Linked DNA regions of Mus musculus: region 2 is linked to region 1. The links are chromatin loops, found by intact Hi-C in ENCODE. Cell type or tissue: left cerebral cortex. All regions are shown on one strand. Each heading gives the region's core, and the rest is flanking DNA. Links, peaks and the distances in the headings are about the cores only. Region 1 has its middle 170 kb from the start of Gm35948. Region 2 has its middle 30 kb from the start of Gm35948.

Evidence for each region. A loop is a pair of places that touch in the nucleus more often than their neighbours do. Peaks named below come from ENCODE experiments on the same cell type or tissue, not always from the same donor. Only the 100,000 strongest peaks of a DNase experiment are listed, where the experiment ranks them.
Region 2: a loop joins it to region 1, with 2.2 times the contacts of the local background. A loop is called at or near these places in 3 of 42 quality-filtered maps.

What each region holds. Positions count from the first base shown.
Region 1 is chr2:179,205,505-179,217,435 of GRCm38, reverse strand. No RefSeq gene overlaps it. Among named protein-coding and RNA genes, the nearest start is that of Gm35948, 170 kb to the right of the region's middle. In left cerebral cortex, for the core only: no CTCF peak of the experiment used is centred there; a DNase peak (open chromatin) is centred at 6,880.
Region 2 is chr2:179,063,547-179,075,477 of GRCm38, reverse strand. No RefSeq gene overlaps it. Among named protein-coding and RNA genes, the nearest start is that of Gm35948, 30 kb to the right of the region's middle. In left cerebral cortex, for the core only: a CTCF peak has its summit at 4,923 (motif pointing left); a DNase peak (open chromatin) is centred at 4,923.

The sequences.
Region 1 (11,931 bases), core at 2,032-10,031:
GTAGAGATGGGGGGCAGTGTGTACCTCAGATCCAGTGTTGAAAGTTACTTTGTTAACAGGACTCAGTGCATGCTAGTATGCATTTATTCATAACAGCCACAGTCTGGGTTTTCACCACAAGCTTTATGGGGTTCTTAGAGCTACTCTTCCATTAGGAGACTCATGTGGACACATTTAAGAAGCAGGAGCTAAAATCTGCCATTTATAGAGAATACCTCCGCAGAGGGAGAAACTCGTCCAACATCCCACACTGTAAATGAGTCAGGGGTCAAGTTCAGGCAATCCTACACTGAGCCCACAATCATAACCATTCTACCAAATCCTTCCCAAGAATGAGTGAGGTCCCAGCTTAAAGTGTCTCAGGGACCTCAGAAGTCCATGATGAGCTCTCATTAGATACCTCGTAGGAACAAGCTGCAGAGAATGTTCCTATTGTGCCCTGCAGTCTACGAGATGCTGAGGACCTTTGTATCTTGTTGCCATGGATACCACTCCCCCTCCTCAGGTAGGAATATTTTCTGTATGCCTGGAAAATAGTAACTCAGTTCTATCAGCCAATTACTTTAAAGACAAAGCTTTTCTTTATTAGAGGGAAAAGAAAGACTTAAAAAAAAACAACATGTTCTCAGATATCATACTTTGTGTTTAGGTAATTTAATCTTAAAGCTGTTCTGTCCTGGGTGCAGACTTCCAGGAAAGCTCTGTGTGGGTAATGTTGTAAAATGCCCTGACCCATGAACTGGGACAGAAGGATGAGCTCAGGGGTTTTCTGTTTAGCAGATAAGGAATTTAGAATCTCATCCAGGAAGGCTCAATATCACATGGACAATTTAGCTGTTGAGCAAAGGTAATAAGGACCAGTGGACAGGAAATTTGATCCAGTGGACAGGAAATCAGGATTGATGGGCATGGGATTCAGGACTCGTAGACATGGAATAAGGACCAGTGGACATGGAATCAGGACTGGTGGACAGTGAATCAGGACTGGTGGACAGGGAATCAGGACCAGTAGACGGAATCAGGACTGGTGGACAGTGAATCAGGACCAGCAGACAGGGAATCAGGATTGGTGGAGAGGGAATCAGGACTGGTAGACAGGGAATCAGGACCAGTGGACAGGGAATCAGGACCAGTGGACATTGTTTTGCTCATGGAAACAGCAGCTCAAGAAGAGGACTCAGGAGGCTGCATGGTACTGAAGTCAGCAAAGTACTTGTGTTCTGAGCTGGAGGACCAGAGTTCATTCTGACAATCCCATGTCAGAACGGTGGGAGTGGCAGTGAGCACCTGTCACCCAGGGCTGGGGAGACAGGGATAGGAGGATCCCCAGGCTCAATGAGTAGCCAATAGAGTATAATTGGTGATCTCCCGGCCAGTGAGAGATTCAAAGAAGGTGGACAGTATACCTGAAAATGACGTCAGCGGTTGCCCTCTGGCCTCCACAAGTATCTGCATACATGCTCTGGTATATCAAACATACATGCACACATACAGACACTAGTATACACATGCATACACAAAATGATGCCAAAAAAAAATCACTGTACCCACCAGCTCCAAGCACCTCAGGTCACTAAGGAAGAATGATCTAGAAGTCAACAGGCAAGAAGCTAGCCTTACAGTCTCCAAATTGTTTCCCAAAGGACCTGGTGAAGCTCTGAGCCTGCAGGTCTGAGAAGCTGTAGGCTTAGAAATGATATTTTTTTTCCTTAGGATATAATTTCAATGTGGTGAAACTCAGTCTTTTTAGTATGCAGTTTTGTGAGTTTTGACAAATGTGTCTTGTCATGCAACCATCAGCATAAGAACCCCGAGCCTCCTCTCACCTTAGCCCCTGGCGATTTGGATCTTCTCCCTTCCCAAACCTGCCTACTTGGGTGTCCAGTAAATAGAGCCCTATAGTGTGCAGGTCCTGAGCCTGGCTTCTTTTGGTAGCACAGCAGCCTGCTGAGGCTCACCCACCTGAATCAGGATTTCTCTTCTTTCATTACAGGCTTGTATCCTATGCCATCTGTTTGTCTATCCACTCCCCAGTGATGGGACACTCACGAATAGATGTGATGTCGTGTGGGTTTCTGTACACAGATATTTTTATTTTTACACTGGTGATGTTGGGTTGCTGGTTGAAGAGAAGGCTTGGTTTTATAGGAATGAGTGAGCCTGTGCCCTTTTTCCACCAGCACTCCTCTGATTGGTTGCTTTCAGTTTCATCACCCACGATCACATTTAAAGTAAGAAGATAGCAACCAAGCTTCACCGTTGAGAACCAAGCTGACTCAAGATTTTCTCAAAGGTCCTGATGAGAGGACAGAGGGGACTTCTGTTCTGTGTCCTTGTCCAGGAGTGGACTTGGCAAGGTCAGGCTAGGCTGCAGCCAGTGTCTTGGAGGAAGAGTCAGGCTGTGACATCTGGAGACCGATGTCTTCTTCCCTCAGGGCTGTGATTATCATTCTCAGACATCTCTGTCTGCAGTAACTTGTGTTCTCTTTGCCTACATTGTCTGACGTAGCTCTCGGATGATATTGGCCATCTCACCCCCTGCAAATAATACATAAGATGTCATACTTTTCTTAGTAAACTTGCTTGGCATATCTCCTCAGCGTATGCAACAACCCCCGGTCCCAGAACTTGCTTTTATCTTTTTTATTTTTCTTTATTTTCTTATTGCTGCTTCTCCTCCCCCTTGGCACCTCTCCATTTGGAACCCTGAGTCCTGTTGGTTCAGGACACTTTGCTATCTGTGTGGAGGCTGTAGAGTTTTAACTGCATGGATGATACCATTGTTTGGATGCTACGGATACTGACCGAAGTGTTGGTTACCTAAAACCCTAGCAGAGCCAACAAATGCAATACCCATGAGGTCCTCTTTTGATCTGAAGAAGCAAGGTCTCTATGTGGAGAGACAATTAAAAATGTACCCTAACACTAGGTGTTGGAAGCGAGTCTTAGAGGTAATTCTGCATGGACAGTGTTGTGAAGGCTGAACGAGAGAATCTCCATTGGAGCAGGAGGGTTGGGGTAGGCATAGAAAGGTGACAAGGGACTGCAGCGATGGCTCAGCCCTCACAAGCATGAAGACCTGAATTCAGTCCTCGAACCAATGTGGTTAAAGCAGGGTGGGGTGGTGCCTGCTTATCACCACAGTCCTGGCTTCACTGGCCAGCCATCCTGGCCTGTACCACAAGCTCCAGGCTTTTATAAAACGATGGACAGCTCCTGAGGCATTATAGCTAGGGCTGACCTTCAGTCTCCATGCACATGGACAGATACAAACACACATGCCCCACCTCCCCAACACACTCAGGAGGCAATTGTAAATGAACCAGTGAGGCTGCAAAGAGATCGGGAAGGGGGTTCAGGTAAAAAGATAAGTGAGCAACAGCGGTTAGGGTCATGTGCGGCTCATAGGAGCAGAAGGCTGGCATAAGCAGGGTGTGATGGAGATTACGGGGCTTAGTAAGGAGGGGAGAAGACAATGGTGGCTGCTGCATCATGAAACAGGATTTGGCCTTGATTTATCAGGGGTCTGCTTTCTCAACGTCCTGCCTAACTTTTGGCATTGGTGTAGCTGAGGTCACTGAAGTCCGCTCAGAAGAGGTACCTGTGAGGGAAAGAACTTGCTGATAGGTTTGGCTGGAGGCAGACAACGCATCGTACCATCCAGAAATTTCTAACATTTGCATCAGAGAAATCTGCTCACACACATTTGAGCTGTGTGTGCAACGTGGTCATGTATGTACATGTGTCTGTGTGTATGCATGTGTGCCTACGTGGATGTGTGTGTGTGTGTGTGTGTGTTTGCTTGGGTGTGTGGAATGAGTACAGGTGCCTCCAGAGGTCAGAGACATCAGATCTCCCTGGAGCTATAGTTAGCTCCATTAGCTACCTGCCTGACCTCTTCTACAAGAGCGGTGTGTTAACTGCAGAGTCATCTCTCCAGCCATCTACAGAACTTAAGAGCCACGTACAGCCCCGTGCAGGTGTGAGCTAGTGATCCACACCTAGAATCCCAACGTCTGAACAGTGGAGGCAGGAGGATCACAAGTTGGGGCTAGTCTGACCCGGAGAGTGAGCTTGAAGCAATAGCCTTTCTCACCAACACAAAACAAATGGACAAAAAAGAACTGTCAGACCATTCGCCTGCTCTTAGATCACTTTGCTTTGGGTTGTGACCACTTCTCACGTTCCCTAAACACCTCCTGCTTAGCTTCCTTTATTGAACAGGAAATCTATCCCAGCATTGATCAGATTGCTCCAGAAACACAGCTGCCTTCCCATTGATGTAGAAACTAAATCTATCTGCTAAGACTAAATCCATGGTCTGCCCAACGACCAAGTCCCCTGGGTTCTCCCTGGAGTGGGATGGTGTGTGCTGAGTCCACAGCAGGGTTTGTCGCTCTCAGAGCTATCACATGGCATGTTTCTCCAGCCTCAACATTGAGAATTTTAGGACAATGGGGCCTTGAAGTAGAATGTGGAACCTTGTTTTAAGCATCACAGGAGAATGCTTGAAGTCTGTCTGGTCCAACAGGTTATGCTGTCTGTCCGTATGTGCCACCCTGAAGTGACTGTGACATTTCCCTTCCACCTTGTTTTCTCCTAGATGTGAATGACTCTTTGCCTCTGTACAGACATCCTGCACCATTCTGATGTTTCTGGGGAAGCTGCACGCAGTGGGATCTGAGGGGTTACAGGAGAGGGACCTGACAGATGGAGTCGGGGATGCTGGCTTGCAAGGACAAGCCAGGGGTTATAAAAATGATCTGCATTCCAGAAATCCAAAAGCTGGGGCCCATAGGAGGCACATTGAGAGTCAGAAGCATAGAGCCCAGTTGCTGAGAAACATCCCATGCTTCTAAAACCTCCCTTCTCTGGTAAGACTTGACATCCACATGTCAGAGAGACAGAACATTGGTCAACCAGTCAAGTGTGAGGTCCAGCCCTGCTCAGTGTGGTGGCTTAATCTTGGTGTCAACTTGCTTGTATGTAGAGTTAACTAAGAGATGTATTTCTGGGTTTTCAGTGAGGGTCTTTCCAGGAGGGTCACCTGGATGAGGAAGACTATCTCTCAGAGTGGGTAGTACCTCCTGGCAGTGGCCCACATATAAAGAATTCCAGGAAATCGTTTCCCTGCTTCACATCTCGCTGGTGAATGCATCTACCACATTGCTGCTGCCATCCTTTGCTAATGTTAGAACCAGGCATCTTCAGCCTTCTAATGTGGACTGGAGACCGGAGGCTCCTGGGACTCCCCCAGGTCGTCAGCACTGGTTTGTCACGGGCTGTGCAGCTACCGGCTTCTCAGTGTCTCCATTGTGCAGACAGCCATTGTTAGACTATCCAGCCCATTCCCTGGAGGCCAGAAGCTCCAACAAGCCCTTTTAATATATGTGCATCCTATCATTTCTATCTCTCTGGAGAACTCTGACTAACACTGAGACATGGGTCTGAGGGACTCTGCAGCTTGGTCCCGTTTGTTTACTGAGATCAACTTTGAGAGTCTGTGCTTCCCCGCTTGGGCACCATGTCTCCCTGCTTCACATGATCATCTGTCGAAAACATTTTCTTCGTAATCTCTTACACCCAGGACCAGCCACAGCACAGTCCTTAGGCCACAGGGACGCAGCCTCTTCTTATAAGTAAATAGAATTTGACTGGGACATGGGAATGTCTGTGTCTGCCCTGACAGAGATGAACAGCCATGATAGAAACATCTGGTATCTAACTCTGAGATGTGTATTGTCTCTGACTGACTTCTACAGCACAGAGCCACATCCTAATGACAGGTGCCATCTACCCTCAGTGTCCCCCAATGCTTAGGGACAGTGACTAGAGGACAAGTCTGTAGGACTGTCGAGAGCTGGGTGGAATCTCTCTCCATCTCATCCCCCAGATGCCTGCCCACCTTGGGTCATGCCAGCCCTGTCTACCTTGTGATTTCTCCAGTTACAAGCATGAACTTGGTGGAGGCAAGGGTGAAAGGCCTATGGCGGGTCACCTGTGGCTCAGCAGGGCTCCGGAGGAATCAGGGAACTGCTGGGAACCCACGCACCTCTGTGGTGCAGCCTCTTTGGCTCCAGAGTCCCTTTTTTTTTTTTTTTTTTTTTTTTGGCATCTCTGGTAAGCTTTCTAGTTGTATGAAACTCTCAGTATTTGATTGGCTCTGCCTGTCCCAGTGAACAGGTGCTTCATGGAGTCAGGGCAATTGCGACCTTAACGATTTGTACAGATGAGCCACTTGAAGCTGGAGGGAGGTACAGTCCTGAAGCTGAAGGCAGCAGTTTAGCTGCCAGCCCGCTCCTCCTCCTTCTCATCCTAGCAAGCGCAACCCTACAGCCTCTGTCTGTAAGAAACAAAGCTTAGCTGGGGTGGGGTCGGAGTTTGGAAGTAGCATGTCCAGCATTGTTTGCATTCATCCTGGCTCGCTCTTTTGCTGAATTCGCTGAAGGAAGAGAAACTCACCCCACGGAGGGAGATATTGAGCTTCCAAACCCCAGCAGTGCCTCAGCCCTGAACTAAAGGCCCAAGTACATTTACGCTCCAAGGAGTCAGGCCAGTGAATCAGAGACTAGTGTAATCAGCTCAGAGGAACAAGCTCCTGGCCTCCAAAGTGTCACAGTGTGGGCTGGGTGCAGCCAGAGCTGCATTCGCTGGAGGCTCTCGGGCGTTCTTAGGATTAGACGGGTTTGAGAGAGCACTGAATTGTTCACACATGAATGTTGATTCTGGCTGACATGGAAGTCTTCCCTGCCTGTACTGGGTGCTGGGTGGGGAAGGCTTGGGAGGAAGAGTGGGCTATGAGGAGAGTCTGTTCCTCATTCACTCTGTGCCTGGAATCCACTCCGCCATGTATGCACTGGCAGCTACACTCAATGGCAATGCCAGCATCTGCTCAGCACACACATGGCTGTCTGTTTTTATGGTAATGTCTGCCTGTTTCCTGACTCATATCCTCCCCGTGTCCTCTCCTATCCGATCTGTATTTCTCATCCTTATCATCTTCTTCCTGTCCCTTTCCCTCCCTCCTCTCCTCTTCCCTTATCTGTATCTGGCCCTATCCTGTCCTATCCTGTCCTCTCCTATCTGTCATACCCATCTCATCTCTGTGGCTTGCACAGATCTGTATCTCTAGTACACCACGGGACTACCAGCTTCACCATAGTTACGCCGTTTTTATTTGTCACCCTTGTCTATACCTGTGTAATTATAACCAAGCACCTAGCACCAAGTACTGGGGCCCCCATTTTCCAGAAGGACACAGCTCCTGACTTTGTGGAATTTACAAACCACCTGGAAGTCAGAAGCGGAACTTGTCGTCATCGTAGACAGCCACCCAGCCAGGTTACCTCCACAGTGAGCAGTATGTGAGGCACCCATGCTTGCGTGTGGTGGAATATCACGAAACAGTTCCCAGTAAGAGGGGGAAGTTGCAGACTGACTTAGGGCAGAGCTTAGGAGTAGTTTTGAGTCCCTCGGACTGGGAATGGGGTTGAGTCTTTGTAGGGTCTTAAATCTTCTGTACTGGACTACAAGGGGAGAATCTCGCTCTGTATGAAGAATAGAGGGGCAGTGTGGAGAGTGCCCCCTGCCTTCATAGCCAAACACCGCAAACTCATATCCAAAGACACCCCAAATCCTCAAACTTGTAGAGCCATCCTAGGTCTTGGTCCTTCCTGGCTTGGGTCTTTGTGAGTCTAAAGCTAAGCCCCATCATCTCCTCACAGCCCACTTTTTAGAACACGGAGACCTTTGCAAGGGATCCTGGGAAAGGTGACTTCTGTTAGAGGAAGGCAATTCTCTTCTGTTGAAGTTGATGCAAAGTGAAAAAAGACCCCCCCCCCCATGTCTGTCTCCTGGAGTTTCTGGAAGAAGCCAGGCTCCACACCAGGCTCAATTATGAAAATTTCCTCATGAACATTTCCAGCCTGCAATGCCTATTTAATCTGAGGACTGTGTATAATCTGTAAATTGGATGAAGAGAAGCCATTGGGCTCTCAAGCACAGGATCTAGAGTACCTGGTGCTGCTCTCTGTTAGAATGCTCACACGTCACACCCAAAAATGTTGGGAGAGAAATGCGTGCAGGGGAGACTGAGAGGGTTACCCTGAGCCGGAGCAGTGTGCTTTTCTTTCCTCCAGGCCCCTCCCACTCCTGTTATAAGCTTCTTGTCTCATTCCTCTTTCTTGGGGCTCCCATTCTTTACTTGGCACGGAGATATTTGACGAATTCTTTTTACAATGGCGTTAAATGCAAAATTGGGCTAGAAGCACTGCAAGGTTTCCTAGTCTTAGACTACCTTTTACAAACATGACTTTTGCACTGAGACCAAGCAGTGACTGAAGGTTCTGAAGTTAGGGTTGAAAGTCCTAGAGTGTCAAGAGGACCCAACCCACTGCCCCACTTGCTTCCAGGAGGCCAGTTAACAAAAATTTACACCAAGCAGTGTGTCTGTTTCCCTTCCTCAGGCTGAACAACTGGTGTGGGAAGAGGTAAGGCCTCAGAGGAACAGATCATAACCTCTATAGTCACCTCCCAGGCCCAGAGAACTGCCTCCTGCTGGCCAGGATAGGGAACCAACGGCAGAGGGGACTCCCCGAATCTCCAGGGAAGCTGTTGTATTAGGAGGCAAGTGGGTCTTAAACAACAGGTTCTGAGACAATAAAATGCAGGCAGGTAGCCTGGAGTGTGTGTGTGTGTGTGTGTGTGTTGGAGATGACCTAGAAATAGCAGACAGGGGGGAGATGGAAAAGAAGAGGCTGGCCACTGGTGTGAGTGAGTGAGAACAGGACATTGTGTGGCCAGTGTCCACCCTGGGGAATACTGGTGCTGGAGAACACTCTGTGTCACTATAAGGTGAGGCACTTGAGACATTTGTCCATCAATAGCTGACCAGCAGTGGCTGGGGACTGCCTGATAGTTCTGCTTTGGAGTGTTCAGGGATGAGGTCTATGGAGGACAGAGTAGAGGCCCACAGCTCCATGACCTGTCTCCTTATCTAGCTGTATCCTCTTAGGATAGGATGCATCCAAGACAACGCAATGTGGTGTCTGGTCATACCTCACAGTCCCCCATTACCATTTGAAGGGTGCATCACCTCAGACCTCTGGTCATCCCATTCTTTCTTGGTGTCCCATGTTGTTTTCAAGGTTCATGTTGTCTTTTAAATGTTATATGCTCACGCTGGGATTAAAACTGCATATTCCAGCTCTGGATTCCTCTCCCAGGAATGTTAGCTAACAGTCCAGTCTCCTAATGCTGTGTGTCTTTTTAGCAGCATGTAGTCCCCAGATAGCGAGCCTTTGCTTAGAAAATCCATAGCTCTGAGCACAACCTCCCTGGTGACAAGAACCTGCACTTCACACTGGGAACAAGCATGTACCCTGCTCCTTTTGAGAGAAGAGTAGCTGGGCCATGGACGTGTGATGTGTCCAGCTTTTTGTGGGAAGCAGCATTCCTGGAGGGACATGGAAGCGTGTGGGCTTCAGTCAGACTGGCTGTGGCATAAAGCCCAAGAGTTCCTCCTAGAAAACCATGAATAAGTGCTACGAACCTAGACTTCTACATGATTCTGCTTGGACTCAGCCAAAGCCATGAGAGGGAAGGGATTGGAGGAGAGAAGGGAAGGGAGGAAGAAGAGAAAGAAAGAAAAGGAAGGGCAGGAGGCCATGACCTCGAGTTGGGCTTTGCTCACTGGAAGGCTATAAGCCTCAGCCCAGAAGTAGTTGTCTGTCTTTGACCTCCTTATAGCCCTCATTACGGCCCTGCTCTTAAGGAGCGGGTCCAGGACAAGCCCGACAGAAGCAACAAGAGATGTAAGGACGGTGGAGAGAAGAGAGAGGAGCCGCAGAGTGGATGGAGCAGCCCAATTGTCCCCGTGGCCTCAAACAGTTGGAAGTGATGGGTCCAAGGAACCCCTACGGCTTCTTGGATAATTATCCAAATTTGGATTGCTTTGCTGAAGGCATTTCTTCCAGGAAGCTTGGCAGGGGGTGCAAGTGCAAGAGACATTTCCATCATGCAGAGACGATCAATTGTCGGGTTTTCATCAGCTCTGTGACAGGGAGTTTAGCCCACAGCCCCCCTGCCCCCTGTTCCATTTGTGTCCAACAGTGTCTAGAAGCATTGTGTTCCTGTTCTCGTTACTGTGTGACCCCTGGGATGCATTGTGCTCTGCCATATTTAACTTGGCTCAGTCCCCTAAGTAGGACACAGAAAGGAAAGGGACATCAGTGGCGGACTAGGGACATGCCTGGTGGGCTGAGTGGAACCCAGGTTCTTGTCACATGACCTTTCTGGCCATTCCTGAGGGCCGTGATAGTCAAAATAGCTGAGCTGTACACAAACAGCCTGGAGACCACAAACTACCATGCAAGTTGGAGATGGGATGGCAGCCTTATTTCATAGATCTGCCCCAAATCATAGATCTACTAATATTGGAAATGGGTCTAGAACTCTTGACCCTGATATCTGGATTCAGGGGAAGTGATGAAGCTTGAGGATGGGCAGGAGACAGAGCTACTATTGAGTGACAACTAAGTTGGAGCTGGTTCAGACCAGTTCAGAGAAGCTCCAGACTGCAGCAGATTGCAACACTGGCCTGTCTTTGGGGCCTTTATTTTGTAACTGCTTGCAATCACATGAGCGATTTCATGTGAGGCCGGTGTCTGATTGTCTGCTCTGCAATGGGTGTGTGTGGTGTATGTATGTGTGATATGTGTGTAGTATGCATGTGTGATGTGTGTGTGATATGCGTGTATGCACAGGAGGCCACCCAAAGCGAAGGTCTTGGATGAGTTCGGTGGAGGCAGCGGTGCTCCTGGGTGGGAGTTAGTGCTCTGACCGCTGAAGAAAAGCTCATTCTTTCTTCCCCAGGCCCTTCTCGCCTTAGCCCAGTCTATCCACTCTCTTTACCTCTTTTACTGCTAGTGAGCTTGCAGGGGTCTGACTGGGCTCCTCCGTGGTCCCAGGTCAGCCACATCCTTGGCTTAGAATTCCAATCTTTGTTGTTTTACTGCCAAGGTAGCACTGTAGCACTTGAGACCATTATCCCCTCTGGACATTGCTGTGGTGAGTCTGTCTCCCTTATGTACCTGAGACACTCCACTTGGATCAATAATGCTACTCTGGCTGCCTCCTCTGTCTCTCTGGTACCATTTCCCCATGCTGTCTCCTTCTGTTTCTGTTGACTGGAGTTTGGTCTGAGTGAACACTGAGGCAAACTCCCTTCACCGACCATACTTCAGAAGGACTCACCAAGATCTATTTCTCCAGTATGAACATCATGTCCCAGAGGGCAGAGCTGATGATGCCAGCACCTAGCACATGCCCTGGAGAGAGTAAGCGCTCGGAAAGTGCTATCTGTGATGGTTCCCACCCCATCCACCATAGGAGGAGTGGTGTGGAGGGAAAGAAATTGAGGTCTTCACTCGCTCTTGAGACGCAGAGAAGATGCAACTCTCAAGGGCCATGAGACATCGGAGCACAAGGAGACTGATAGTGAGCATGGCTGCTTCTGAGAGAGACAGAAAGGAAGTGATCATGTAGCCATCTTCTACCTCTCTGAGTTGACTCAACAAAAACATCTGATGATTGTCTTACCTGTTTTCCGTAAGAAACAGAACAGAGTGGGTCACACTCTTCTGATCCGAAGCCCCAACAGCCCCTCAGGAGCTGCCTGACAAAGCCCTGGGCTCCCTGTCATTTCCAAACATGTGACAACCGGAACTGGCTGCAACACCAGTCATCAGTCCCCAACCCCTGGACTAGCCTTCTGAAGAACTTCTTCAAATCACCTCTATTCTTTCATTGCTGTGACTAAATAAATACCCGTCTAAGACCTTAAGGCAGAAAGTGATTCATGCTGGTCCCAGTTTGATGGGACACAGTTCGTTCGTCATGGTGGTGAAGGCATGACAGCAGGAACATGAGGTG
Region 2 (11,931 bases), core at 1,794-9,793, 140 kb after region 1:
ATTAAACCACAGGAGCCTACGGGGACAATTCACCCCCAAATCATCACAGCATCTCCAAAGCCTTTCTTAGCAATTACAGCAGCTTCTAAGCAGGTAGCCAAGAAAGCACACTTCTTTACATTTATAGTAGTGACATGTGACATTTTTCCTATATAACACTTTGAGTAACTTTGTCCCGCAAGGGGTTGATGTCACGAGGTGGATGGAGCCTGTCCGTTTTCTCCAGTGTGGTTTCTCCTGACTTCGCACAGGACACAGGTGTGATTTCATGCACCTTCTGCTTAGATGTTCATTTCCATCAACACCCTCATAAGCAGCGATTATTTGATTATCTGTCAAGTCTTTCTTGTTGGCCTTTCTCAGGGTCAGCTCAGCCCTCCCCCTACAACCCCACACCCCCGTATGCAAGCATGCCATGGCTCACAAAGATGTGATTCTCCAAGATGTGTTGTAGAGACATCATATAGCTGAGTTGAAACCTGCTAGCTGTTGTGTTTCTAACATGAGCTAATGCTTAACGAAGCTGATAGATATTTTATGAGGGCATTTTACACCTCTGCTTGTAGGTGAGATTTAGCTAAATTCCTTTGTCTTGCTTGGTCATTGCCCTACGCTGGCCTTAGGGTTGTCCTCACCTTGTAAAATTAATTGGGAGCATGTTTGTGTTGTTACATTCTTGTGAACAAGAAAATCACCAGCTTCTTTACGGTTCAATGGCCCTCATTCACAGCTCCTCCTGGTCTCCGTGATGATTTTGTGAGTGAGAGTTGTCTGAAGCTGTGGAGATGAGGCTCTCAGAAAAGGCAGTGGGATGTAGAGCCTTTCTGTGAATCCTGCTGTGTCTTGGGATTGCTCAGTACCTGTTTTCAGAGAATCACCATGAAAGAGAAGGACCCCGAACTTGGCATCTGGCCTGCAGGAGATAGTGGTCTTCTGGGATATTAAAGTTCAATGGGTAAGAAGCCTGAAAAAGAGAGACAGAACCTGGGGCCACTGAGTTGTCTCAGCTGCAGAGATTGGAGGCTAGAGCTCCTAGAGCCGGTGGGTGAGGGAGAGGGCGAGCATCTATAGCAGAGAAGGCAGGCAGAGGAATTCTCCTGATTTGTGTGAATGTCCTATTTTCAAGCTCCCACCAATGTCCCATCTCACTTGCCCCAGGGACACAGCCAGCCCCCTTCTATTTACTACACAAGGCCCTAGGCCTGACTGAAGAACTGGTTGCCATGGATTTCGATTAGCTGAAAGTTGGGGCTTGAATAGCAAGCCTCTCATTTAAAGGACACCCAGACAGATAAGATGGGCTTTTCAAGGCCAAGTGAGCTGGACCAGGCTTCCTACCCCTTGAACTTGAACATCTCAGAAGACCATTGCCTCCTACAGGGCAGACCAAGAGCATAACCTGGTCTTCAACCTCCTGGTCTAGGATCTAGACCTTGCCCATTAGACATGGTGAGTAAGAGATGTTACATTGTTTCTTTCATTTGCTCTCAGTTTGCTTTTGTGTTAATGTAACAGACCTTTTACTCTGGAGCCCAGGGAAACACATTTGGAAACACATTTGGAAACAATGAAATTATTTTTCAAAGTAGTTCCCATCCTTGCTTTGTGTATTAACTTCTTATCCTTCCTGCTTCTTCACCCTCCGCTGCCAGACTCTCTCACTCGCATTAAGAAACTTGTGTCTTTGCTGCCGTGACCTTTAACTGCCATGGGTAAGACAGGCAGGTAGTGAAGAGCTTTGACCAGGAGAGTGGTGTCTTTGTAAACTTGTGTGAAGACACAGTCGATGCTGTGAACACTCTCATGAAGCAGGAGTGGGCGAAAATGGGGAGTTCTCATCACCATCCCCTCAAGCCTCCCTCTCTTCCTGACATTATTGAACCTTGAGACTTCAATGGCTTCAGATCTAGCTACATTCCCATCGATAATCAAGATCATGTGTTTCCTTGTTTTGTTAAAAACAGCAGTGTTAAAAAATAAATCATTAATTCTCACCTATAGTAACATTACTGTCTGACCTCTTCTCAAGGGAAAGAATGTCTCGGATCATTGAGTTTGCCACAACACAGAACAAGTGCTGTGGCCACCTGAAGGAAGGAGGTCAGAGATGCTGTTCATATCTTGCACTGCCCAGAACACTTCAGTAAACCTATCTGGCATGTGATATCCTTTCCAAGCCTCTGTGATTTCATGTATGTATGTATGTATGTATTATTTACAGTGTGTGTTTGTGTTAACATGCTGTTTATGTACTTGTTAGTGTGTGTATGTATGTATGTATGTATGTGTGTATGTATTATTTATGGTGTGTGTACATGTGCTATGTACTTGTTAGTGTTTGTGTGTATGTATGTATGCATGTATGTATTATAGTCTGTGTTTTTGTGTGTGTGTACATGTGCTGTGTATATACTGGTTATTTGTATGTGTGTGTGTGTGTGTGTATTTTTGTAGTGTGTGTGTGTATACGTGCTGTGTGTGTACTTGTTAGTGTGGGTGTGTGCATGTGGAGGGCAGAGGCAGGCATTGGGCCTTTCCTCTATCACTCTCTACCTTTATTTTCTGAGGACAGGACTCCCTTTCACAGAAACTGATCTGGCAAGATTGGACTGCCAACCAATGAGTTTTAAGGATCTGATTTTCCTATGTTCCCTGTCCCACATGCCTGGTGCTGGGGTTACAGGTGTGCTCTGTCATATGCCCAATGTCTTAGATGTGTTCTGGGGATCTAAACTCAAATGAGTCCCCCCTAAACCTGTGTATTTTGGTAAGGATACTAGGTTTTTTATGAGAACATTGTGTTCAAGTCCCGATCTGGCAGGATGTCATCTGATTTGATGACACCTGCAAAGAACATATTTTGAAAGGGGTGCTCTCAGACACCAGGGTCAGGATGGACCATATCTCTTGGGCAGATGCAATCAATTCGGGACAGGGAGTTGTGCTTGGGAATTGGCGTTCATGTCTGAGGCATTTTGCAAATAGCTTTTTAAATGTCATCTTTGTTTTCCAAGCTTGGGACAGGTCAGCCTGTCTATGGTTCTGGTCTGGGCCACTCCAGCCCCTCCTTGTCTGCACAGCTGATTACATTCCCCTCTTCCCTCATTCCCCAGGTCATTCTGACACTGTGTACCTCTCCCCATGTTTTCTCACAGTGGGGGTTCATCCCAACCCCCACTTCTACCCTTTGCTTCTTTCTGCCCATCTATTTGAATTCTCATTGTTCCAGGTTCTGCTCATTGTCCCTCCCCAGGGAGAGCATCTCTGACCTTCAGAGTAATATGTCCTCCCTGGAGCTACTCACCTTCTTCCCTCTCTTATGTGGCACCTTATTGCTACCACATGAAGAGGCTCTGAACTTGCTCCCTGCACATCTCACCCATGAGATACAGGGTCCAAACAGGCAGAGCCCTGAACTTTGTATCTGTCCTTATTTTAGACCACTTAGGACCTACAGGGTTCATGAATATTCACGGATCAATGACCCTCTTTTTTGAGTTGTTCAAGTCTAGGGTAGACCTGACTCTGTGTCACAAAGTGGGACCAACCAGGCTCTGCAGAGATGAACAAGTAGAGTCCATTACAATATGCATCCAAGTTGTGGGAGATTTCTAGTAATTGTTTAATTTAGAAAGAATGGAGTGTGGAACACCTGCTGCTGATAATATATAGCTCCTATGTTTTCTTAAATTCAATTACGTATCATCCACTAACGAGTCTCCATGTCTCTATCCCACCAGTTCAGTCATTTATGTAATGTGTTCCTGAAAAAACATGATTTTTAAACACAAATCAATTTATTCAGTAATAAAACTTTTATCATTATGGTAAATGGGAAGGCAAATGGATTTGCCATCTACAATAAGTAGGAGTATTCCTCGAAGCTAAATATAACAAAATAAAATAAAACAGAGTAGCACTCGCTGCATTATGACTGCACTGCAAAGGTTCTGGATACGAGGTTGGCTTTCAGGCAGCAGGAGTGAGGTGCAGCTCTGTACCACAGGGGAGCAGGATGTTACTGACTGGAGCAGGCAGGCTAGATCTAGGAAATCTGCCTAGAGAGACCATCACTACTTCAAAGTAAAACATTATTGTGTTTTGTAAGTTCACATGAGGTAAGCTCATATGCATGTATATGAGTGTCGGCTCACATGAGTTGATGTGTATGTATGTGTGTGTGTGTTCCTAAACACCTTTGTGTGCTTGTATGTGTAAGGCATCCTTGAGTGCATGCATGAGCATGTATGGTTACAGGTATGCTCATGAGAATGCATGTGTGTGTGTTCATAGACACCTTTACATACATGTATGTGTGTGTTTTCATAGGCACCCTTGAGTGCATACATGTACATGTGTGTTCACAGTTCCAGTCTATCACAGCTGTGTATAGAAGGGTTTGTAGCTCACAGTCTCTGGAGTACATAGTTTATCACAGCTGAGTATAGAAGGGTTTATAGCTCATAGATCCAGAGTATAGTCCATCACAGGTGGGGAAGCTATAGGAGCTTGAGGCAGCTGGTCACTTTGCATACAGAGACAGGAAACAGACAGTGATGAACACTAGTGCTCATTGCCCTCAGCACTGGTTGTACTTGTTGCGTCCTGGTCTGCCACCCTGTGAAAAGTTCCTGCCTGGCTCTCCCCTTTCCCTGGAAGAACTCCCTTGCTATGCATTCTACTACATTGAACTGAATACTCTGAAGCCATGAGCCAGATTGCATCTCTCCCCCATCAAGTTGCTTCTGTCACATATTTGGCCACATGATGAAAAGTTACTGAAGGAAATTAGTAGCAAAGAAATGGATCAATTTCTGTGAGTAAGCCTGAACAAGTGGTTTTTGAGCCTTTGGAGCTGACTTAGAATTCAGTGGCACTAACACAGACAAGCTGGAAAAGCCCTGGAGTACTGTAGTGCCTCCTAGTGGCTGCTTCTGGTATGAGTTTGGAAGCCAAGTATGCATATAGCCAATGAAGACTGTAGCATTCTGGGGGGAAAAATCGACCTGTGTTCTATCCATGTCCTGAAACTTTGAGCATAATTGATTGAATACAACAGTAATGGACTAATGTATTTGATGGGGAAGAGAGTAGAGAATTTGTTCAGCTGTGGGGACTCTAGTTGAAAGTGGGGAGTAAGAGGTAGAAATAGTTGGAAAATGTGCAACTTGTCCAAAACTAAGTATAGACACGGTTAAAGTTGCAGACAAGATGGCTGTAATTATCAACAGACTGGTGCCATTAAAGAGAAAGTGTGCTTTGTGCTATGACAATAGGAAATGTGTCTGGGTTGAGAGTTGACCCATGGGAGGCTCCAAGGTAAAAAAACAAAACAAAATAAAAACAAACCCAAAAACCAATTTGGAAACTCTCTTTAAACAGTGAGAGCTACAGGTGTGTGCTACAGGAAGAGGGATGCCTAGAGAAACATTCTCAAAGGTTCAGCCATGTGTGCATTCAAATCTGCTGAGCCCTGGTCCAAGGGGACTTGAATACTTCTCAGGACAGAAGCCGAATCTTGAAGTATCCACACAGACCTAGCCTTTCAGATGTGCAGCATAAGGTGCTGTAATTCTGCAGAGATGTGTAACACAATTCTTAAAGAAACCATGTGAGTTCGGGCAATGTGTAACCTCTCAGACTCCCTGAAGGGAATGTTCCAGCTTGTGCTTGAAGCTGGGAGGGGAAGCTGAAGTTGTGAGGGAGACAGTGGCCCATTCTGTAAATGATTGGAATGTGGGATGCTGGCTAAGGGAACCTGTAGTCAGCAAGTAGAGCCGGCCCAAGCGGGAGGACAAACATGCTGTCTGAGGGGAAGTCAGTGGGTCGAGCTGTCTGAGCCCACTGGAGCGCACATCGTAACACCACTTGCCCTGAATCAGGAACATGAAGCTTCAGGATTTAATGGTTTCCCTGTTGGGCTCTGGTCTTTCTTTGAACCAAGCCTTTCTTTCTACACTCCACACTCTTCCCTTGGGTGTGGGATGTTTATTCTGTGCCATTATATATTGGAAGTATGTAATTTTCATTTTCATTTTGCTAGGATCACAGCTCAGAGTTTGCCTTGAGTCTCAGAAGAGACTTTGAACTTTGGACAGTTTGAACAGTGTTAGAATGGTGAAAGCCGTGGGGACCCTTCAAGTTGGAACAAATGCAGTTTGCAATATAAGACTGCCATGAGCCTTTGGGGGACCCTGGGCAAGTATTATGGTTTGAATCAGAAATTTCCCCCATAGACTCACAATTTCTGTCAGGAATTTGCCCATAGTGATGGAGAAATAACAATGCACGGGCCAGTGACTTTTTCCTTACTACAGTCCCACCTGTTGTTAGCACCTGGCACAAGAAAAATCACTTCCCATGCCCAGTTGATAACTGAATCAATAAAGAGACTCCAGCCAAGCAGGGTACATATCAGCTACTCCATGGGTTTGCTGCTTATAGAAAATTGAATGGGGATGGGGGAGAACAGGAGGGCAGAATAGGGAAGAGATGGAGGGCTTCTAAAGGCTGGGAGAGCCTACCTTCTATACCTTCTATGCTAGGTTGAGGATTAGAAGAGAAATATTTGTGGTAAGATGTGTAAACCTGTCACCCCACCCACATCAGATGGTAAGCATAGGACACTGCTAGGATCACCACCTACTTACCTGGGTGACTGAGACCCAGGCTTAGACATAGCTGAGTCTGTGGGTTCAAAGTGGACTCTAGGATCCAGGATGCCCTCTGTGCTGTGGGAGGAAGCAACAGATTCTTATACCTCTAAAAACATCTCAAGTGCCACAGCAGGATTCAAGAGAAGTCAGGAAGAAGCAGAACATCATAACTCAGAGGATGGGGAGGGTGTAGCCATGGCAACCAGGAGCAATATTCTCTCTTCATCTCTGATGAAGGGGGTTCATTCATGTCTGGGGAGACTGAGGACCCAGAAGCCAACAGGATAGTGTTTTTATTGTCTGCTAACGTAAGGGATTGACCCTCTACCCACCCCAGGAGCTGATGGCATTTAAGAAAATCAGCCAAACAATGCAAAGCACAGAAAACAGAAGGGTTGGTTGGCTTTAACCATGGGGTAATTTCCCATCAAACTTTTACCCAGCACAAGTATTTTCCAAACACTGGGATACTTTGCAGGGATACAAAGAAGAACAAAAGCTTAGCCCAGATAGAGTTAGAAGATGATTCTGGAAGCTTCCAACTTCACTGTCTCCCTCATTTCCAGGTAATTGTGGCCAGCTCTTCCTCGTGTCTGCACACATTTTCTCCTAAACAGCTAATAAATGAAAACATCTCTATGCAGAGCTGTTTTCCTCTGATGGAGAGATTTCTAAGTCTGTCACATAAGTCTAGAAGAAATTGTCTGCACAGAGTTCAGGTGTGAGGGCAAGAGGCAGATATGTTTCTGGGGCAAAAGATGAGGGGAGGTGGGAGGGGATGCAGGACATGAGGCAGAACAAAGTCACCCCACCAAGACTTATCTCTGGGTACCTCCTTTTCCAGACCCCAGGCACCGAGATGAGGGAGTCTGAACCCTGCTCAATTTGCTGAACAGGCAACTCCGACCCTTGGGAACTGTGGTTCTCAGGGTAATCTTGTTCCAAGGACACAGCCAAACATGTCTGCATGTCCAGTTACTTGCTGAGGCAGACATTGGCTGTTGACCCATTCAAGTCCATGGCAACCCTTTCAAAGCAGAGCACCTGGGCAGGTAAAACCCTTCATGTAGCCAGTGCCACAGCAGCCTGGTGTGAGCATCCAGGTTGGGGCTGGAGATAACATCCAAACCCTGAGGGCAGAAAAGGGGACGAGCATGCAGGAGAGGCCAGCAGAAATGGGGTGAGTTATGACTAATTCCTTGAGACTGAGGCAACACTCAGGTTCTGGTGTCCTAGGACTGTGGAGTGCTGAGTCACAGGCTGGGGATCCGGCTGATAATGTGATTGATACATTCCTGGATGACCGTGCCCTGCCTTGTGGCTTCCACATTCAACTCTGTAGTCTTTCCAGGAATACTAGACCAGACCTGTGATTCTCTAACAAGTCCACATCTGCTTAAACTAGTTGTGGGGACTCTTGCTTACATCTAAGACCCCTCCTCTTCTGGAATTGCCAGGTGTTTGGCTTTTTTGAAAAGTGAACATGTTTAACATTGAGTGTAGATGCAGAGGCACTACCTGCCTGAGAGTGTCCTGGAGTGAGAAGGGCCATGCGCTGGCCACTGAGCCACGTTACCACCTTGCCTGGCTTAACTCTCTCTAGTGCTTGGCTTTCTTTAGTACCTGAGCTCTAGTTTGACCGAATCATGGGTATTTAGAGTCTTTTTGTGTGGCACACACAGGAGCTCCAGAAAATTGTCTGCCTTTATTTACTTTCTTTCTCGAACAACCACCACATCAATAAATAGCCTTATTATTCTCTGGCTGATACAGTTAATTATTTTTAAAACACAAGATTGTCTATTTGTATCTTGTGTTAGAAACACATGAGATTGACCCAGAAAAAAAATGGACACATCACACTGAGATTGATTAGAAATTCAGAAATGCGGATAGATATTTTTTCTCACTGATGGAGCCCCTAGCCTATGAGCTGTGGATAAACCGTTTGGCCATGAAAAGAGTCGATGGAAACACGCATTAATCTATCCGCTTTCTCCGTGACCAAGGCTGTTAACTTAAGAGCCACGAGGCCAGAGAAGCCATCGATGGGGAGCTACTCTGATAGCAAAGCTAACAGAGATCTCCGTGGCTCTTCAGACACCTAAGTAGATTAACCTGTGTATTGATTACCTGGCCTGCAAATTAATGAGTTATCCCCATTAATTATGTGTGTATCTTCATAAATGTCCTTAGACTTCCTAGTCTAAGGAAGGAAGGTGTGGGGAACCAAGTGAGATCTGTAAGTTTATTCTGAGGAACTGATCTCCACACTGCTGGCCCAGGACATGTTCTTGGCTTTCCCCCTCATAGGTTCCCTTTCCCAGCAAAGAGAGGATGGGCCAAGATAGACTGTCCCTTGGTCTCTATCTTGGCTTCCCTAGACAGCAGACTCCAAATCTGGCCACACCTAAGTCATCTCAGAGGGCTCTGGAGAAAGAAAGAAAAACAAACAAACAAACAAACAAACAAACACAAAGCAACAACAACAAAAGAACATTGTTATTGTAGCCAACACTTTGAAAATACTATTGGCCAGCCCTCTTTATTTAAAATTAGTACATGTATTCATTTACATCCATGGGTCCTTCATTAAGTATGTGTGCATTTGTGTATATATGTGTGTGCAGTTGGGTATATATGCATCTCTATGTGCACGCACCTGCATACATATACTTGTGTGCAGGTCATAGGTCAACTTGCAGGGGTTTCTTTCCATCATGTGGGTTCCAGGAATAAAGTCAAGTCATCAGGCTTGGCCGCAAGCACCTCTACCTGCCTAGCCATCTCCCCCTCTCCCTCCTGCCCTTTCAAAAGCTGTTCCAGTACACAGGCATGGTTAAAGCTCCTTGTGGCTTTTCCATCCTTCTACTTGGACTATGGCTCTTTGCCCTTACCTACATTCCTGATTCCCAGATAAGATTGGACTTGCTGTTGGTGTGAGGAATGGTGCTATAGTTGACCACAGCCTTGGCACAGGCTGCCTTTGTGAGTGAGCACGCTGCTCGCAGGGATGATCTTGGAACTGGGGACTGCTGTGGACTGTCCCTGACACTGAATGGGAGAAATAAATGATTCTATGCAGTCTAAGCCTGGCTTGGGAAAACACTGAGTTCATCTGTGCTGACTCCCTGGAGCAAGTGCATTGATGAGTGGCTGTCCCAACATAGAATTGTCTCCCCTGCCATTTGGGAGGGGCGGGGCTTCAGGTGTCTAACAGGAAGCAGCCTACTTAGTGCAGCCTTGTGCACCCTGGAAGCCTTCCCTTCCCTCCACTAGGGCATGCTAGGTGCCCCTATCCTGTGAAGGTCTCCTGTGGGTAATCACAGCTGCACCAATGTTAAAACAGCAGTTGTCACGCATGGAGAACACTTCAAGGCAAATGTTAAGTCACTGGGTCCATCTGCCATCCTGAACCAGGAATTTTGGAAGTTTGAGACTCCGTAGACTATCCGTCTCAGTTCTAGGGGAAGGGAGACTGGTGGAGGGTGCCCCTTCCGAGTGCATGCTCCAGCTTTCCCTCTTCTGTTCTCAAGAATTGTTGGAGGTCTTTGTTAAATTCAGCAACCTTTCCTATGTATTTACACAATGGTCATTTCAAATGAACTGTGTAGAAGGGGTGGCATCCACGGGGCATTCCTCAGCATTCAGCGCACAGTGAGGTCCAGGAGGCACAGGCTGTCTCGGCTCCATGTGATCTTGGCTTCTGGTCACAGCGGGTCCTTATTTTGTTTCTCCCCTCTCTGAGACCCCGGTGATACTGATTACAGAGTTGAAGAGGGGGGCAAAATGACTGCTTGGGCCACACCAGCTCCGAGATTCTGTACTTTCACCTCCGTGGAGGGTGAGTTCCCACACCTCTCCTGCACCATGAAATGGTAGAGAGAATGTCTGAGTTCGTCTGGGCAAGCACCAACCCGAGCTTGTGAGTCTGGGAGAATAGATGCTTGCAGCAGCTTACTTACAGAATGATGTCTTGCATATCAAAGCAGGAACTTCTCTGTCGCCTGGGGGGCTCTTTCTCTATTTATGAGGCCATTTATCTTTTATCTCGCCCCTGTGAACAGGCAGTGAGATCCACAAAAGACGACATCATTTGTTCCAGTAGCACTCAGACGGCAGCACCATATAAAAGGAAAAAGTGATCCTGATTCCTGCATTCTCCCCACTGTTTGCTATAGATATTTGAAAAATTCTAATTTGCTTTGATATTGAATTAGCTTTGTTTTTCTGCTATGAGTATAGAAGTGTTGGATAGAGAGAGTCTGAAAATTAATAATTCATCTCTTCTTATTTGAGGCAGAGTCACTGGAAACAAAATTAGAAAGCAGCCCATGGCTTGTAGGAGGGCAGGAGTTCAGTGAATATATGTATGTCCATGTGAGCCACCATGCTGTGCAACTGTACTTGGCTGTCCCAGCTTTCCAGATGTTCGAAGGAGCCATGAAGGAATGATCTAAGATGTTCCTGATCCAAGCACAGTGCATGGTTTCAGCGTGGCTGGCTCTTGTTTTTAGTGAATTTGGCTCAGAGAACAGAGAGTGCCCAAAGCTTCAGGAGTCACGGCGTCCCTCCGCTAGGTCTCCTGCTGGTCTCAGAGATCCTGTGTGAGTCTTCTTGCTTCTGGGCACCTTGGTTTTTTACTCATGCTTGTCCTAACATTGGTACAACCCAAAGAACTCAAGACAGGTGTAGGAATGCTGATGGAGACTGTAGCCCAGGGCATCACATATAGAGAGAGCCTTATAAGCTTTTCACACAAAACCAAGACAGAAATGCACTAAATGTACAGTCGATATTGTAGGAAAGAAAATCAGAGGCTGGAGAGATGGCTCAGTAGTGAGGAGCACTGGCTGCTCTTGCAGAGGACCCAGATTCAATTCCCAGCACCCACATGGTGGCTCAAGACCATGTGTAACTCCAGTTCCTGGAGAGTCAACAGCCTCTCCGTCTTCTGTGGACACGGCATGTGGGTGACACACGAACACAAATGCAGGCAAAACATCCATATACACTAAATTAATTAATTAATTAATTTAAAAATAAAGAAGCCACTACTATTAAAGAAGAAGCTTGCAAACACTGGCACTCTCTGTTCTCTGGGCCAAACTCACTAGAAACAAGAGCCAGCCATGCTGGAATTGTGCACTGTGCTTGGGTCGGGAGCATCCTAGAAGATTCTTTCATGACTACATCGAACATCTGGAAAGCTGGGGCAGCCAAGTGCTGTTGAACAGCCCGGTTATTCAAATTGTCACATATATATTCACTGAAC